Regions from separate parts of the Homo sapiens genome. Here region 2 is linked to region 1. The links are chromatin contacts, found by Hi-C in ENCODE. All regions are on one chromosome and are shown on one strand. Each heading gives the region's core, a stretch centred on a gene start or an enhancer-like site at or near the end of the contact. The rest is flanking DNA. Distances are from core to core; before and after follow the strand shown. Region 1 overlaps SIRPD (signal regulatory protein delta). Region 2 overlaps TGM3 (transglutaminase 3).

What was found. A loop is a pair of places that touch in the nucleus more often than their neighbours do. Pooled maps may share reads with other maps.
Region 2: a pooled map shows a loop between it and region 1 (2.7-fold over the local background). The contact joins two enhancer-like sites. A Hi-C loop is called at or near these places in 3 of 37 single-sample maps with no recorded cell type and 3 of 50 pooled maps.

Annotation. Positions count from the first base shown.
Region 1 is chr20:1,536,252-1,539,404 of GRCh38, forward strand. SIRPD (signal regulatory protein delta) reads right to left here. Exons shown (of 4, transcript NM_178460.3): 3 at 904-1,059. The region is part of intron 2 of LOC105372499 (a long non-coding RNA gene); the gene reads left to right. Among named protein-coding and RNA genes, the nearest start is that of SIRPD, 20 kb to the right of the region's middle. Within about 2 kb of position 1,605, at least 13 of the 41 ENCODE cell types and tissues checked have a DNase peak (open chromatin) inside an H3K27ac peak, as active enhancers do.
Region 2 is chr20:2,313,643-2,316,689 of GRCh38, forward strand. The region is part of intron 5 of TGM3 (transglutaminase 3); the gene reads left to right. Among named protein-coding and RNA genes, the nearest start is that of TGM3, 19 kb to the left of the region's middle. Within about 2 kb of position 1,554, at least 6 of the 41 ENCODE cell types and tissues checked have a DNase peak (open chromatin) inside an H3K27ac peak, as active enhancers do.

The DNA of each region.
Region 1 (3,153 bases), core at 355-2,854:
GTTTGATTCTCACCACAACTGTATTGGAAAGGCATTATTATTTATCCCGATTTCACAGACAAGAAAACAGAGGCACAGAGAAGTTGAGTAACTTATCCATAGTCAAACAGCCTACAAATGATGAAACTTGCATTTGAACCCCGGCCTGTCGTTTTTTTTTTTTTTTTTAATGCCTGTGCTTTTAACCACTTTATTAGTTGGACTCTAAATTGAGATGTTAACACCACTGGGAGAAGAATGGTTGCCTCTCCTGACTGTGCAGATCATCTTTGGAGAGAAGAGAGTAGACAGGCAGGAGAAACACCCGCATCAAGAACGTAATCCTAGGTTTCTGAGATTCTGGGAGACTTACTAGTCTAAAAAGGACCATTTAGCAATTTTTTCTAATAGTTCTACATTGCATGTGTAGTACTTGTTGTTATCTATCTACCTATCTATCTATCTAATCTATCTATTAATCACCTATGCATCCATGTGTACTCATCTTAATGACAGCATCCCTGTCTCCCTCCTGGGGACCAAGGGGTCAAATGCTGCTCCTCTACTTCTTCTCTCAGGATGGCATCAGGTCCTGCAGGTCAGGCCTAGGGGGTCGTGGAACCTTCACAGGACATCAGGGGTGTGGGAAGTGAGAGGGACTGGGCACCCCTGTCATGGGGAAACGCCTGGATGGGAGAGAAAGCAACCCCTCCAAGCAAGAAGAATTCTGGAAGGATTTGTTTTGGAGACACTAGTTATAAAACAAACTATTTAGGGAAGTGTCTTAAAGAGGAAGGGGTGGCAAAGAAAGAGGCCCTAGGACAACAGAGATTCATCCGCCCCACTGCAGGTGGCGAAATGGTACCGCCGCCAAACTCAGGAGAGCATCCCTGCATCATGGTACCTGAGGGTGGGGGCACTCACCTGTGAGTCCCAGCAGCCGGAGGCAGCAGCAGGGTTGGACGAAATAGTTTGTGCTGTTTCTCTCAGGCAGGGCCGAGAGGCAGGTATGGGCATCATGGTGGGCCCTGGAGCCTGCTCTGCCTGCAGGTCTGTTCTTGGGAGGTCTTGGATTCTGCTCTGCTGAGAGAGGCAAAACTATGTGTTCCATGATATAAGAGGAAGTTACTATGATGGGAGGAAAGGGCTGTAGGATTATGACCGTTCCAGTTTCTAGATTGTGAAATAGGAATCAGACACAAGCTAATAAGTTACTGATATAAGGGTCCCAAGGTGCTTGGAGGGGCCCTGGCAGACACCCTTAGTGCCTAGGCTGTGTCCTTTGGGCCCCTCACTTTGTGTCAGGTGTGCTGGTGACCCTTCCTCATCCAGGAGCCCAGGAACAGGGTCTGCCATAGAGAACGGTGTGTCCAGCCTCCTGTGATAGTCCAAGACCTGGGCTCAGATGAGCTGTGCAGCTAGTCAGGAGGAGGGCTCCCGGGAATGGGGCTTCACAGGTGTGGATCCCTGTTTTTCCCCACTCCAGAGGTGTCAGTTGTAAAAATGATCCTGAAGCCATATCTGATGGGAGGCTTTGGCTCTTCAAAGTACGCTTACAGGGGAAGTGACTTTGAGTGAGCAAGGAGTTCGATCTTGGGAGGAGGAGGATAGTTTCTGTTTTAGAGAAAAGGGGAAGAAGCCTGTGTGTGTCAAGCGGGGGGTGCAGGGCCTTAGTGTGCTCATACTGCAGGAACAGTGACATGCAGAAACGCAGCTGGGAGGAGGAGGGGTATCTCTTTTTTCTGTCCCTAGTCTGGGGCCACCTCTTGGGAGAAGGGAGTGGAGGAGATGTAGAAACACTCACACCAAGAATACATCTCCTCTCCTCCTTCTGAGCAGCAGCCACCTGCACATGAAATCACATTCAGAGCCTCTAGCCATGAGCTCATCACTTCTGTGGACCCAGTGCCAGACACTGCCTCCTGTGACTCAGTTTCCCCACTGCTCCCCACCCCTGCCTCCTTACCAGTGGCTGACCGGATGTTGGTGATGAGAATGGTGATGAGAAGGGGTGGAATGAAAGGGGCCAATCAGCGATGAGATTTGATTGCTCTGTAGCATGATGAGTGTCCCTCTCCCCTCGACACCTTATTCTAGCTTGTTAAACATTTTTTCTGAGAGGGATTTCTTGACAAGGAACTGGCCAGAGTGTTCCGTTTAGCACTCTTTGTTCTAACTCTAATCCCTGTCTTCACTGATGACAGATTCTATTTTCTAGAGCTGACTGCAACAAGGTCCCTCTTCACTCATGCTCTTCGACACTCTTCCCATGGAGATGTAGGCATATGTTCCCTCCCCCTGAGTTTGGGCAGGTCTGTGACTGCAACAGAAGGGATGTGATGTGACTTCTGAGGCTAGACCATAATAATTCCCTGCATTTCTACCTGGCTTTCTTGGGATGCTAATTTTTGGAACCTTGCCACCATGCTATGAGGAAGCCCAAACTAGCATGCATGAAGAGATCACATTGCAGGGACACATGTAAGAGTTCTAACTGACATCCCAGCTAAGATGCAGCCAATATCCATTATCAATCATCAGACATGTAAAAGAAGAAGCTTCCAGATGACCCAGCAGTTGAGTCATCCCCAGGTGAGTTTCCCAACTGAGACCCCAGGCAACATATAGCAGAGATAAGTCATTCTTGTACCCTGTCTGAATTCCTTACCCACAGTGTCATTGATCATAATAAGATGGTTGTTTTTTTGACCTTGTGTTTTGGGGTGTTTTGCTATGCAGCAGTAGTAACTAGACAGCACCCTTGGCAACATCTTCCCCACCCCCACTGACCACACTAAAATTAAACCTTTGTCATTGTTTTAGTAAATTGTTGTAATGGATGCTTTCATTACTGGGTTTCAATCATTTTTATTTTTCTGATATAGGGATTTAAGGCTATAAATTCCAAGTACAGCAGTAACTACATGCCTCAAGTTTAATGTGCAGTATTTTAATTATTATTTAGTCCAAAATATTTTCTAGTATCTGTGGTAATTTCTTTTTTGATAAATCAGTTATTTAGATTATTTCCCAAATTCCTAATATATGAGGATTTTCTAATGATCTTTTTGTAAATATTTATAGTTTAATTCCACAATGATCAGAAAACATACTTATATAATTTTGATATTTCAAGATTTGTTGAGACTTGCTTCTTGACCAAGCTTATGATTA
Region 2 (3,047 bases), core at 304-2,803, 780 kb after region 1:
TCACACACACTCTCTCTCTCTCTCAGACACACACACACACGAGCTAGATCCCCTAGAAGGCATCTATGGCTCTGCACTCATTGTGTAGAGAATATCTCCAACCAGTCTGGGCGTGGTGGCTCACGCCTCTCATCCCAGTGCTTTGGGAGATGGAGGTGGGAAGATGGCTTGAGCCCAGGAGTTTGCCACCAGCCTGGGTAACGTAGTGAGACCTCGTCTCTACAGAAATTAAAAAAAAACTAGCCAGGCATAGGCAGACACGGTGGCTCACACCTGTAATCCCAGCACTTTGGTGGGGAGATGACTTGAGCCCAGGAGTTCAAGACTAGCCTGGACAACATGGCAAAACCCTGTCTCTACAACAACAACAAAAAAAAATTAGCAGGGCATGGTAGCATGTGACAGTAGTCCCAGCTACTTGGGAGACTGAGGTGGAAGGATCACTTGAGCCAAGGAGGTGGAGATTGTGGTGAGCCAAGATCATGCCACTGCGCTCCAGCCTGGGTGACAGAGTAAGACCCTATCTCAAACAAACAAACAAAAATTAGCCAAGCATGGTGGTACATACCTGTATTCCCAGCTACTCAGGAGGCTGAGGCAGGGGGATTACTTGAACCCAGGAGCTTGAGGTTACAGTCAGCTATGATGGCACCACTGCACTCAGGCCTGGGTTATAGAGCAAGACCCTGTTTCCAAAAATATTCATCCAGAATATCTAAACCTAGATCAACCTGCTCAAAAGTTGTAAGTTAAGATGCAAAAAGTCGTGATCAGGCACAGTGGTTCACACCTGTAATCCCAGGACTTTGGGAGGCTAAGGCAGAGAATCACTTGAGCCCAGGAGTGTGAGACCAGCCTGGACAACATAGTGAGACCTCATCTACACATACACACACACACACACACACACACACACACACACACACACAGGAGCCAGGCATCGTGACACATGCCTGTAGTCCCAGCTACTTGGGAGGCTGAGCTGGGGGAATTGCATGAGTCCGTTAGTTGCAGGCTGCAGTGATCTGTGATTGCGCCACTGCACTTCAGCCTGGGTGACACAGCAAAAGCCTATCTCCAAAAAAAAAGGCGAAAAGTCAAAGTGAATTCTTTACTTTAATCCTCTTAAACTAAGTAATTACCCAGAAATCCTGTAACCTTTATTTATTTATTTCTATGTTTCATGGTTTAGGCATTTCTTGATCTCTTGACTTTTGAGTTGGATATGTCCATGCTAATGAGCTAGTTACTTGGTTAAAAATGTGAACAACTTCTCAGCTGCATGATAAATATCCGGGGTGCATCTGAGAGGGCTTTTGGAAAGAGCTGAGTCTTAGACTGAGCCTGGCAAGAAAGGAGTAAGGTGGGCCCAGGGAACTTAGTAGCCGAGGGAGAGTATGGAGAGGAAGTGAGCCTGGAACAGAATCTTGAAACCAAATGGCCTGGAAGAGGTGGGATTAAAGCCCTGGTGACTTAGAAGGCTGAGTCTCTTTGGCCTAGGAGAGAGTGGGTGAGGCCAGCGGCTCCTGCAGCTGCTGACTCACTCGCACCCCAGGGCCAAACCACTTTATCGTGGAGCCAATTTCCTCAGCTGCACCTCCCAGATGCTCTATTCAGACCTCCCAGCTGGGCTGGGCCATGAACTAATTATGGCCTGTGCGGAGCTTTGAAGTGCTCAGCTTTCAGCCAGAGATGACCGTGCTGATAGCCACTTTGGAGGCTGGAGCACCAGTGACTCAGGAGATGGGGAAGGGCTGCGCAACCTTCCATCTCTAAGGAGGCCCTGTCTTGCCTGACTCTGCCATGACAGCCCAGGACCTCCTGGAAGGGGTGCAGAACTCACTACTGCACTGAGGGCCTGGCAAGGCTGGGCATGGCCTGTCCTGGGCAAGGATCCCTCTGTGTCCAGACTGTCCATTCTCATAGGCCTTGCCACTTACAGGCACTCCAAGGAGAAGGGGTAGGACACACAGGCTGGAGGAGCCTTCAGAGATCCTGGTCCAGCCTCTCATTGCACAGTTCAGATAAACGACAGCCAAAGTTTCATAAACCCTGACCCTTGACTACAAAAGACACCTCAGAGCACCTTTGTCCTAACTTTCCCTTGAAAATTCCCTTCCCTATTGGAAGGTGAAGAACTAAGGCCTAGAGAGGTGAACAGACCTTTGTGCAATCATCAAGTTGGCAAGTGGCAAGGTGGGGCTTGTAACCTCAGTGTCTCCTTCTCTCTTTTAACTTTTATTATGGAAAAGTTCAGACCTACATAAAAGTAGAGAGAAAAGCATAATGAACTCCTGTGTCTGCATCACAAGCTTCAGCAATTACCTCTTCAAGGCTGGTGTCATTTCATCTGCGACCCTCTCTTTCACAGATGATTTGATAAATCTTAGACATTACACATTTGTCATAATTTCACCTGTAAATATTTCCAAGTGTGTCCCTAAAAGACAATGGAACTCAGGTCTCGATTTCTAGTCCAGTGATCTTTCCAGGCTGCCTCTTGGTTGTGTCACTTAGATTAGAACCTTAAATTGAATAAATGAATGAGTAAACTAACAAATGAACAAATAGCTGAATGAATGAAAGAAAAGAAATACTCTATCTTTATTCTTTCCAAGAAGAAGTTAGTTGCTAAAGTTCTAAAGTGATCTTTTTGGCCGGGTGTGGTGGCTCACACCTGTAATCCCAGCACTTTGGGAGCTGATGTGGGCAGATCACTTGAGGTCAGCCTAAGCAACATGGTGAAACCCCGTCTCTATTAAAAATACAAAAGCTAGCCGGGCATGGTGGCACGCATTAACACCAGTTACTCAGGAGGCTGAGCCAGGAGAATTGCTTGAATCCAGGAGGCGAAGCTTGCAGTGAGCCAAGATCACGCCACTGCACTCCAGCCAGGGCGACAGAGAGAGACTCTGTATCAGAAAATAATAATAATAATAAATAATAATAAATAAATAAAATAAAAATAAATAAAATAAATAAAGTGATCTTTTCGTAAGACCATACACCAAAAAAGAGTTTCAAACCATGGACTCCCAGGCAGACTG